2 separate regions of the Homo sapiens genome follow, and region 1 is linked to region 2. The links are chromatin contacts, found by Hi-C or POLR2A ChIA-PET in ENCODE. All regions are on one chromosome and are shown on one strand. Each heading gives the region's core, a stretch centred on a gene start or an enhancer-like site at or near the end of the contact. The rest is flanking DNA. Distances are from core to core; before and after follow the strand shown. Region 1 overlaps LGALS7 (galectin 7). Region 2 overlaps CAPN12 (calpain 12).

Region 1 (5,733 bases), core at 1,946-4,445, 37 kb after region 2:
AGCAACTCAACTCCTGGGTATTTACCCAAAAGAAATCAAAACATCAGCCCACAAAAAGACTTTTCATACAATCTTTATTCATAAACATCCACACTGGAAACAACTCACGTGTACATCAACAGGTGAACAGATCAGCAAACTCAGGTTCACACAATGGATTACAACCCAAAGAAATGAACTGCATGAAGAAAACACACGAATGAACTTAAACATTATGTGCGCTAAGCAGAAGTAGCCAGACTTTTACAAAAAGAGTACTATACTTTTCTACCCAGATTTATTTATTTATTTATTTATTTAGAGAAGGAGTTTCGCTCTTGTCCCCCAGGCTGGAGTGCAGTGACGTGATCTCGACTCACTGCAACCTCCACCTCCCAGGTTCAAGCGATTCTCCTGCCTCAGCCTCCCGAGTAGCTGGGACTAGAGGCATGCGACACCATGCCCAAATAATTTTTCTATTTTCAGTAGAGACAGGTTTCACCATGTTGGCCAGGCTGGTCTTGAACTCCTGACCTCAGGTGATCCACCCACCTCAGCCTCCCAAAGTACTGGAATTATAGGAGAGGGCCACCGCGCCCAGCCTCCACCAAGTTTTAGAGCAGGAAAAACTAATTTAAGAAGCTTGAGAGTGGATCAGTGGTCACCACCCAGGTGCCAGGGGTGTGGCTGGGAGGGGTGATGGAAATCTCATAAGTAGACTCTACCTTGATCATGGTGGCCACACAATGGGATGTGTTTGTCTAAATTCACGGAAATGTACACTTTTTAAAATTTTTTTTATTTACTTATTTATTTTTTTGAGATGGTGTCTTGCTCTGTTGCCCAGGCTGGAGTGCAGTGGCACCATCTCGGGTCGCTGCAACCTCTGCCTCCCAGGTTCAAGCGATCCTCCTGCCTCAGCCCCCATAGTAGCTGGGATTACAGGCATGCGCCACCACGCCCAGCTAATTTTTGTATTTTTAGTAGAGATGGGGTTTCACCATGTTGGCCAGGCTGGTCTCGAACTCCTGACCTCAGGTGATCCACCTGCTTCGGCATTCCAAAGTGCTGGGATTACAGGCGTGAGCCACCCCACCCAGCCAAAACTGTACACTTTAAAAGGAAGAATTTTACTGTGTATAAATGACATCTCAATGAAGTTGATATTAAAAACACCAAGGCTAGGTGAGGTGGCTCACGCTTCTGTTCCTAGCACTTTGGGAGGCTGAGGCAGCAGGATTGCTTGAGTCCAGGAGTTCCTACTGTGTCTAGCCACTGTGCCAACCCTTCCTTGAGTTCCCAATTGGGAAACTTCCCAATGAGGAATTTGATGCCTACAGAGGTTGAGTGACCCTGTCCTTAAAAAAAAATTTTTTTTTTTAATTAGCCAGGAACGGTGGTGCGTGCCTGTAGTCCCAGGTACTCTGGAGGCTGAGTCAGGAGGATCGCTTGAGCCTTGGAGGTCGAGGCTTCAGTGAGCTGGGATCATGCCCCTATGCTCCAGCCTGGGTGAGACAGAGCAAGACGTTGTCTTTGAAAATATATAAAAAGTGGCTGGGTGCAGTGGCTCACATCTGTAATCCCTGCACTTTGGGAGGCTGAGGTGGGTGGATCACCTGAGGTCAGGAGTTCGAGACCAGCCTGACCAACATGGTGAAACCCCATTTCTACTAAAAATACAAAAATTAGCTGGGCATGGTGGCACACACCTGTAATCCCAACTACTCGGGAGGCTGAGACAGGAGAATCGCTTGAACCCAGGAAGTGGAGGTTGCAGTGAGCCAAGATTGCGCCACTGCATTCCAGCCTGGGCAATAGAGCGAGACTCTGTCTCAAAAAAAAAAAAAAAAACAAAAACGGATATATATATATGTATATACATATATACACACACATATACACATATACATATACACAAACACACACACACACGCACACACACACACACACATATGTATAAAGTAATAAATGAAAGCAAACAAAATGTAATTTCCAGAGGCTAAGACCCCAAGGAGAGGAATCGCATTCACTTGGGTCCACCATCTACTTGATGTGTGATCTTAAACCAATTCACTCAACCTTCGTGGGCACCAAATTCCTCATTAGGAAACTATGCATAGAGGATCTCCTTCAGAAGGTTGTTTCGGGGATTGAAGGAATGGTTAGCGCAGCGGCTACACATAGTAGGAACTCAGGGAATGCTGCTGGGACTCACGTTCCTAAGCCATGAAAACCGTCCAGTGGGTGGAGGGTGCTACCATTTATGCATGGAGGGGAAGAAACTACCCGTGCATATGTGCAGAGGTCCACAGGGGATTTTCTGAAAGATACACATGAAATGAAGACCAGGGAAACAGCAGTATTCTCCCAGTAAAGAGGATAGATGTATGTGTACATATATGTGCATATACATATATACACGTATATTTATAAATGACAAACACACAAAAATAACAGTATAAATCTCCATTTGTTATATATTTAAATTTTTTGTAGCGATCGGGCTGTTGCTATATTATCAAGGCTGGTCTCATACACCTGGCCTCAAGCGATGCTCCGACATCAGCCTTCCAAAGTGCTGGGATTACAGGCCTGAGGCATCGCGCCCAGCTCCAAATCTCCATTCTCGGTGAACCATTTGAGAAAAAATCGCAAACATGTTGCATCTCCAAATACCTAACTATGTTTTCCACAAACAGGGACAGGTTCCCACGTGCACACTGTAAGGCACGGTGAAAATCGGGACATTAACACGGCTGAATCGCTACCATCTAATCCGAAGGCCCAACCACATTCACCACTTGTGCCAATAATATGTTCATTTCACTGTATGTTTTGAAATGTGTACCACATGTATATGTTATCTTTACGAAAAAAAAAATAGTATGTTGAAACCACTCGTCACAGCCAAATGAAATAAGAGCTAACTCATTCAAGCAGGAGCCCCGGAGGACTAAAAGAATCCGGCCTCTCCCAGGCCTCCTCACCTGAGCAGGGCTCCCTCCTGACTACCGCCCACCCACTCCAGGGCAGGACGCGGGAAGAGACTGCCCAGCCCGAGGGTCGCAGGGGCAGAAAACCCCAGGTCCTGAACGCGCCTGGGCCCCGCGGCGAACCTGGCGTCCCCACCAGACACCAGAATCAGATTCAGGCCAGGCCAGGAACCACCCCAGCTTCCTGCATCCGCCTTGGTCCAGGCAGCAATGACGGCGGCGGCCGCCAGGGGGACGGAAGCTCAAGGGCGGGGATCCAGGCCCAAGCCTGGGCGCGCCCACCAAGGCGTGGATCCGGACGAAGGTTCCGGAACAGCCGGTCCCGAGCACCCACGTGCAGCTTCCGATCACAGCCCTGGCGTGGCTTCTCTGTCCCCGGCTAAGGCCCGCGGTCGCTGCAGGGTGCCTCGCCGAGGGTGCGGGCTCGGGGCTCACAGTGCTCCCAGCCTCTCCCACCCCAACCCCGCCATTAAGGGGAGCCCCAGCGACGCCCTGAACCCTGAAAGTCACACTGGGGCCGGGGCTGCACTTGGCGTCCGCTTCCCCTCCCGTCACAGTGACCAGGGCTAGGGCCGCGGTCGGGGCCGTCGGGGAGAGCGGAGGGCGCGTGGGAATGGGGCTCGCTGCGCCACGGAAATCCCGCGCCGCCCTTCGAGTCCTCCCAGCTGCTCCGCAGAGCCGGGGCCGCTGCCATCGCGTCTGCCCCGAGGGTGCGCAGGCGGGTACCTGTCCCGACTCGGGGAACAGCGGGAGCCCGGAGACGCCCGTCGGGCTTCCCAGCCCCACCTGGGACGTCTCTAGGGGCGGGAGGCCAGGAGAGAAGAGGGTGGGAGAGATGAGCTGCAGGGGGATACGGGACCCAGGGACCCGGGATCTTATAACACGCTTTCCACCCGTAGGATTGGGGCCCACAAATGACCAGAAAGGTGGGACTCATTCGCCCCCTTTGCAGATGGACCCATGTTGGCGCCCCTTAGATCTGCAGTGGGGGCACCAGGACCTGCGGTGAGCGCCTCTGCGCCCCAAACGCCAGCAGGTCCGCCCGACCGCATTCCCAGCTGGCTTGCTTTGCACAAATGCTGCGTCAGGGCACGCCCCACACCCACTCCTTCCCAGATCGCGACCCTCACGCCTTCGCAGACAGAAAGTGTCCTAAGCACAGGCAGGCTCAGAGCCCGCCTCCGCCTCGGATTCGCTGTGTGGCCCGGAGCCAGTATCTTGGCCTCTCTGGGTCTCAGTTTGCTCATCTCAGTGAATGGGACACAGACACAGTCGCGCTGCGGGCTAACGCTTTATTTGCCAGCCAAGGCCCCGGGCCCGCCTGGGCTTCTGCTCAGAAGATCCTCACGGAGTCCAGCTGCACGTCCCCGCCCACCTCCACCAGGCGCACGCGCGCCAGCGGCAGGCGGTGGCGGAAGTGGTGGTACTGGGCGTCCCCAACCACGGCCTGCAGGGGAGGGTCGGTGGTGAGGATTCCGGAGGCCCGTGCTGGGTGGCCCTGGGGAAATCACTCATCCCCTCTGGGCCTCAGTTTCCTCACTGGGAAAATGGGGCTATTGTTCATTCTAACTCTTGCGTGAGGATCAAACGAGTTGACTGTGTGGCACAGTAAAAAGAGGCTTTTTTAGTGCTGGTAATGGATATTCTCATTTCAGCGACCATTACCCGCTATTAAAGCGCAGAGGAGGGAGGTGAATTCGCGTAAGCTGTGGGTGGTGGAGGATCTGCCGCCACTCCCACCCGCCAATCCTTGCTAGGACGAGTTCCTGGGCGCTGTTTCCAACCCATCCCTCCCCATGCCTCAAACCCCGGACCTCAGGAAGGAATGAACTGGGAGTAGGGTCTGGGATGGCGAGTCTGGGCCACGCCTTCCCGCTAGGACGCCCACCCCTTGGACACTTGGCTGGTGCTCGCCTCGTCCTGACCCTGCTGTCTCTCTGTCCCTCGGACCCAAGTGGGAGTTGTTTAGGCGAGAGAGAGGGTCGAAGGACACCCTTCTCCGCCTTGGCCACGACTTCCCTACCCCCCTCACCCCGCCCCGAACCTCCCTGCCTTCCACCAATAGCCTGGCTTTGCCCAACCCTCTGCTCCAGGGACCTAAGTCTTGGCGTCCACGCCCCTGTCGCAGAGACGCACCTTGAAGCCGTCGTCTGACGCGATGATGAGCACCTCGAAGGGCTGCCCGCGCTGGAAAGGAACGCCCGGCCCGCGCTCCTCGCGGCCCCAGGAGCCTTGCTCCTTGCTGTTGAAGACCACCTCCGACGTGTCCAGCCGGGGGTTGAAATGCAGCGCGGCATCGGAGCCCTGCTCCTCCCCGCACAGCAGGTTTACATGGAACCTGGAAGAGGAGGATGGTGGCCGTCAGGGCTCAGAAACCACCCAGACCAAGAAATGTTGAGGGTGAGGAATACCGATGTCTACAATTTACTTTGAATGAATAAGTAAATGAAATGTTGGCTGGGTGCAGTGGCTCACCCTGTAATCCCAGCACTCTGGGAGGTGGAGAAGGGAGGATCGCTTGGGCCCGGAAGTTAAAGACCAGCCTGGGCAACATAGCGAGACCCCACCTTACAAAAAAACGAAAGAACAAACAAAACATAAACCGCCCAGACCAAAGTGAAGGTCTTATGGACTGGCACTCCCCATTCCCAGAGTACCCCCAAATTAACAGGGACCTGAAGACAGGCACACACCGCAGAAGGAGAGGTAGGCGACTAATGACCAGGGAGCTTAGATTCCCAAGGCAGCCAAAATATCATGA
Region 2 (5,532 bases), core at 3,033-5,532:
ATCCTCCAGAGCTTACTCGTGAGCCTGGGCTGAGGGCAGTAGACCCCAGTTCCCTGCTGTGGGAGACCACGAGAGGGGAGGGTGCAGAGAGGCCCTGCTTCCCGGCCTGGGGCACTGGGGGCTTGGAGGCCTGGGTCAGCTGGAGCAGTGGCAGGCTCTGCCCGGGGCCAAGGCTGCTGGAGCAGGCGGGGAACAGGGCGCACGCACACGTGGGTTGGGCCCTACTCTCTCGGCTGTTTCCCTGGAGACCCCACCAGTGTGGGCCTGGCTGCCCCTGCCCCACTAAATGTCGGGTGTCCCCCACCCCACCCTCTCCTTGCAGGGTGAGGCCGAGTTCAACCGCATCATGAGCCTGGTCGACCCCAACCATAGCGGCCTTGTGACCTTCCAAGCCTTCATCGACTTCATGTCGCGGGAGACCACCGACACGGACACGGCTGACCAGGTCATCGCTTCCTTCAAGGTCTTAGCAGGGGACAAGGTGAGCGAGACCCCTACGAGGTGCATGGGGGCTGGCGAGAGGGGTCCCTGCAGTGGGAGGGGCTGAGGGGGCCAGTGTGTGGGTGGGGATGGCTCAGAGTCCCATCCTGCCTGCCCCAGAACTTCATCACAGCTGAGGAGCTGCGGAGAGAGCTGCCCCCCGACCAGGCCGAGTACTGCATCGCCCGCATGGCGCCATACCAGGGCCCTGACGCCGTGCCCGGTGCCCTCGACTACAAGTCCTTCTCCACGGCCTTGTATGGCGAGAGCGACCTGTGAGGCCCCAGAGACCTGACCCAACACCCCCGACGGCCTCCAGGAGGGGCCTGGGCAGCCCCACAGTCCCATTCCTCCACTCTGTATCTATGCAAAGCACTCTCTGCAGTCCTCCGGGGTGGGTGGGTGGGCAGGGAGGGGCTGGGGCAGGCTCTCTCCTCTCTCTCTTTGTGGGTTGGCCAGGAGGTTCCCCCGACCAGGTTGGGGAGACTTGGGGCCAGCGCTTCTGGTCTGGTAAATATGTATGATGTGTTGTGCTTTTTTAACCAAGGAGGGGCCAGTGGATTCCCACAGCACAACCGGTCCCTTCCATGCCCTGGGATGCCTCACCACACCCAGGTCTCTTCCTTTGCTCTGAGGTCCCTTCAAGGCCTCCCCAATCCAGGCCAAAGCCCCATGTGCCTTGTCCAGGAACTGCCTGGGCCATGCGAGGGGCCAGCAGAGGGCGCCACCACCACCTGACGGCTGGGGACCCACCCAGCCCCTCTCCCCTCTCTGCTCCAGACTCACTTGCCATTGCCAGGAGATGGCCCCAACAAGCACCCCGCTTTTGCAGCAGAGGAGCTGAGTTGGCAGACCGGGCCCCCCTGAACCGCACCCCATCCCACCAGCCCCGGCCTTGCTTTGTCTGGCCTCACGTGTCTCAGATTTTCTAAGAACCAAAAAAAAAAAAGGAAAAAAAACACAAAACAACAAAAACCAAAAAAAAAAAAAATCACAAAAACAAAAAAACTATAAAAAAGAAAGAATTAAAAACTTTCAGAGAATTACTATTTACTTTATTAACTTACGGATTTATTATATAAATATATATTCACCTAGCAACATATCTCTGCCGTCTCTCCTGCTCTCATAATGAAGACATAGCCGATTCTCTGCCCGGGCCCCTTGCTGATGCTCCTCCGGGTCTGCGTCGGGCGTGGGTCTCTGGGGACCCTCCAGAGGTGGAGGTGGGCTGATGGCCTGGCTGCCTGGTGGTTGATGGTTTTGCTCCCCCTACCTTTTTTTTTTGAGTTTATTCTGATTGATTTTTTTTCTTGGTTTCTGGATAAACCACCCTCTGGGGACAGGATAATAAAACATGTAATATTTTTAAGAAGGATTCCTGCAGCATCATCTTTTTTTATTTCTCCTGTGTCTGTCCTCCACCTTCTAGGAGAGCCAGGGCAGAGCTAGCACTGTCTTAAGCTGTCAACGTGGACTAGCTCGTGTCATCTGCTCGAGAAGGGCTGTCGCTGTTCTTGTTTCTGAGTGAGGAGTACGCAGGCCAGAGTGGTCACCCGGCCGTGAGCAGTGAGGGCCAGAGACTAGCCCCAGACAGGTGGATGCCAGAGAGAGTGGCACCCATGCCAGGCAAGGCCTAGGGAGGTGGTCTTGCTCAGCAACCCTGCCCTGAGCAGCAGGTGCGCCCATCCGGAGATCCTAGGAGAAGGTGGCCACCTCCATCCACTAAGGAAGAGAAGGAAGACAGTGGCTTGAGGCAGGGAGCTCGCAGGACAGAGCCTGAGCCACCCTGTCCCTCCCACCTGGCTCACCTGTCTGTGGGTCAGGCAGATGACCCCCTCACCCCCATCCAGGTGCTGGCTGCAGTGGCCTGTGCAGAGAGGGGCAGGGTGAGTGCCCACCAGTCCCCGTACCCCTTCCCCCCATGCCCCACCATGCCGGGGTGGTACTCACAGAAGATGCAGGTGAGGTGGGCCACACAGGACACGAACCGCTCGAAGTCCACACGCAGACGGCTATCCCGGTAGCGGCTGGTGAGGGTCTGGGTCAGCTGGTTGTTCAGGTGGAAGCCTAGGGGGAGGCTGCTTCTGAGCCCAGTGGCCCACAGGGAACCCACCTTGGCATTGCATCCCCACCCCACCTCCTCAGGGAGGACATGAATGCCACAGGGTGTCACACCCCAACTCTGCCCCATCCCGGCAGGGTGAGTACAGGCTGATCCCTTCAATCCTCTGGGCCTGTTTCCTCATCCATCAAACGGACTAAGACAGCCCCGACCCCATAGGGTGTGTGAAGACAGAACGCTCAGGACAGCGTCTGACACGTGACTCGATGTGTGGGTACTGTTACTCCTTAAATCCTGTGGGGCTTTCTCCTTGCCAGTGGGCACTGGAGGATATTTCTGTGCAGCAAAAAATATAGTCAATCCCATATGGAGTCAGTTTCCTTACAGTCTACCTCAGAGGCGATTTCTAAAGCTGAGAAACCATGTCTGCTGTGGAGTCTCATTGGAGGCTTTTAAAAACCCAAAACAATGGGTTCTTGACCCCTTCTGAGATGCAAGGTTGTGCCTGATGACCTTTGTCTCCCACACGGCCAGACAAACCCAGTTCCAAGTACCGTTTCATGGGCTTCTGCTGCTTCCAAAGCCCATCTTCACCCCCATTCTGTGTGTTCATTCTCTTCACAAATATCTACCAAGTAAGTGCCATTTCATGCTGTGCCCAGTGCCAGGTGCTGTTTTAACAGGAGGGCAGGTGGCCTGCAGCCTCTTCCTGCCCGTGTGACCTGCCCCAGGTCACTCCCTCTGGCATTCATCTGCCCTCGGGCATAGGGGTGGAGGCTGCCATGCCCAGGGCTATGGGGAAACCCAGCCAGATGGGGTGGAAGGACCCGAGAAGGCGCTGGAGCCCCTCAGCTGCCACTGCAGGAGTTCCCGTTTGAGAAATTCTCAAGGGCACTTTATCAGTTTCCTTCTTCCTGGAATAACTCCTGGCATGTAACAGGCACTCACTGGTGCCAGATGCGTGAACACAAGCCTGCCACCTGCCACCTGCTGTGAGTCCTTGCTCCCTCACCTCCACTCCTGTCTATCTCCGGCCCAGCCTCTCCCTCTCTGCCCCACGTCTCCCAATCCTTGGCTGTCTCTGACCCCATTTCTCCCCCTTTGACTTGGGCTTTTTCTTTTTTCTTTTTTGAGACGGAGTCTCGCTCTGTTGCCCAGGCTGGAGTACAATGGCATGATCTTGGCTCACTGCAACCTCCACCTCCCGGGTTCAAGAGATTCTCCTGTCTCAGCCTCCCAAGTAGCTGGGATTACAGGCACGCACCACCACGCCTGGCTAATTTTTGTAGTTTTAGTAGAGACGGGGGTTCCGCCATGTTGCCCAGGCTGGTCTTGAACTCCTAGGCTCAAGCAATCTGGCAATCTGCCTGCCTTAGCCTCCCAAAGTGCTGGCATTACAGGCGTGAGCCACCACGCCCGGCTGGCTCTTTTGGACACTTGACCACCTTCTCTGGGTCTCACACTCACAGCCACACCCAAACCCTCTCCCTCTGGCTCTCCGACTCCATCACAGTCACCCCAGCCCCCATCTCCCTGTGGCTCCATCTGCTGTGTGGTGGCAGACAGGCCCCAGAGTGGGGTTGGGGATCTGGGAACTCCAAGTTCTGACCCCAGCCCACTCTCCAAATCCCCTCCACATGAGGGTCACAGTGCTGTACTGTCTCATCTGCCTTGGAGCCCATGGAAAGCCTTTCTCTCTGGCTCTCTTTCTTGGTTAGGATGTTGTGCTGGGCTTGTTCCAGCTCATCAGGAGGAACTCAGCCTAGTAGCAGAGGCCATTGGCCGGCTCTCTTTGGGGCTTTTGGTAATGAAAGCTGCATTCTCCAATCACTAAGTGCTATGCCCTGCAGTGCATGGACGACTCCTCACCACCCTGTGTACTAGCTTTTTTTTTTTTTTTTTGAGAGGCAGGCTCTTGCTCTGTCACCCAGGCACAATCACGGCTCACTGCAGCCTCAGCCTCCCGGGCTCAAGCCATCCTCAAGCCTCAGCCTCCTGAGTAGCTGGGACCATAGGTGTGAGCCACCACACCAGGCCCTGGCCATTTTAGAGAGGAAAATGGAGGCTCAAAGAGATGAAGTCAAGTGCCCAGGGCCCCTCCTGGAGTCAGTAGAGTGAGGATTCCAACCCCGGTGCACCAGAATCCAGAACATTCTACCATGCTGCCCTGGGGGCCAGACCCTCTCAGATACCAGCTCCTAATCTTCCCCTTCCTGGAGGGGCCTCTCCCTGCCCCAGAACCCCTACCAGGCACATCCCCCTTTCATGTCCTCCCCACCCCACACACGCCCCTTGCCCTTCTCCTTCCTTATTTGGCCTCTTTCAGGGTCACCCAACCCCTGCCAGGGACTGGCAACAAGCTAAGGTGTGGGCCTGTGGATGGCCACAGTGCAGACGGCCACAGCTGAGCAGGGGGACTTGGAGACAATGGGATGGGAGAGAACAGGTCCTGTCCCCACGACCACCCCAGGACCCTGTCCACACCTGCTGCATTCAGTGCCAGCCTCAGCTCGTAGGAGTTCATGGTTCCAGAGGTGTCCTCATCGAACTTGTTAAATATGGCCTGGGCAGGAAGGATGAGTCAGGGCTGCCCTCCATGCCCTGAAGAGGGCTGCCAATGGGGCCTCCCAGGCAAGACAGCCTGGTGCCCATCCCAACTCCCTTTCTTCTGGTGTGGACCCCCAGCAAGCAGCCTAGCCACTTGGGACTTCTGTTTCCCAATCTGTAAAATGGGAATAAGAGCAATGACCCAGAGGACAAGCTGAGGCTGGGTGGGGGCAGGGATATCCCAGCCAGATCTCTCCAAGTCAGCCTAGTCCAGTACCCCCTCGTTCCCTGGGGACCTGATAGCCCACAGGGTGCCTATGTCTCTGTTAGTAAAGGTTTCTCTCTTTCTGGGAAGAGGCCCAGTCTCCCACCTCACCTGCCACTCCAGGAGGTAGCCCCAGAGCTGCTGGAAGTGGTGTAAGGCCAGGCTTTGCCCATGC

Evidence for each region. A loop is a pair of places that touch in the nucleus more often than their neighbours do. ChIA-PET counts read pairs that join two places held with the same protein, here RNA polymerase II (POLR2A). Pooled maps may share reads with other maps.
Region 1: a loop to region 2 is called in a map of heart right ventricle, with 2.0 times the contacts of the local background. The contact joins two enhancer-like sites. A Hi-C loop is called at or near these places in 7 of 168 maps with a recorded cell type or tissue (B cell, Right ventricle myocardium inferior, heart left ventricle and 4 more), 6 of 37 single-sample maps with no recorded cell type and 12 of 50 pooled maps. POLR2A ChIA-PET finds 5 or more read pairs at or near these places in 22 of 52 experiments (A549, B cell, CD4-positive, alpha-beta T cell and 17 more).

The regions. Positions count from the first base shown.
Region 1 is chr19:38,766,721-38,772,453 of GRCh38, forward strand. It overlaps LGALS7 (galectin 7), which reads right to left. Exons shown (of 4, transcript NM_002307.4): 3 at 5,109-5,310; 4 at 4,248-4,419. The coding sequence ends at 4,306. Among named protein-coding and RNA genes, the nearest start is that of LGALS7, 3.9 kb to the right of the region's middle. RefSeq lists a silencer at 3,133-3,302. Within about 2 kb of position 3,196, at least 14 of the 41 ENCODE cell types and tissues checked have a DNase peak (open chromatin) inside an H3K27ac peak, as active enhancers do; they include heart right ventricle and spleen, where a contact is called at or near this core.
Region 2 is chr19:38,728,674-38,734,205 of GRCh38, forward strand. CAPN12 (calpain 12) reads right to left here. Exons shown (of 21, transcript NM_144691.4): 17 at 5,469-5,531; 18 at 5,030-5,108; 19 at 2,434-2,550; 20 at 2,292-2,350; 21 at 1,519-2,205. The coding sequence ends at 2,179. It overlaps ACTN4 (actinin alpha 4), which reads left to right. Exons shown (of 21, transcript NM_004924.6): 20 at 323-481; 21 at 601-2,916. The coding sequence ends at 759. Among named protein-coding and RNA genes, the nearest start is that of CAPN12, 13 kb to the right of the region's middle. RefSeq lists an enhancer at 5,475-5,524. Within about 2 kb of position 4,283, at least 25 of the 41 ENCODE cell types and tissues checked have a DNase peak (open chromatin) inside an H3K27ac peak, as active enhancers do; they include heart right ventricle and spleen, where a contact is called at or near this core.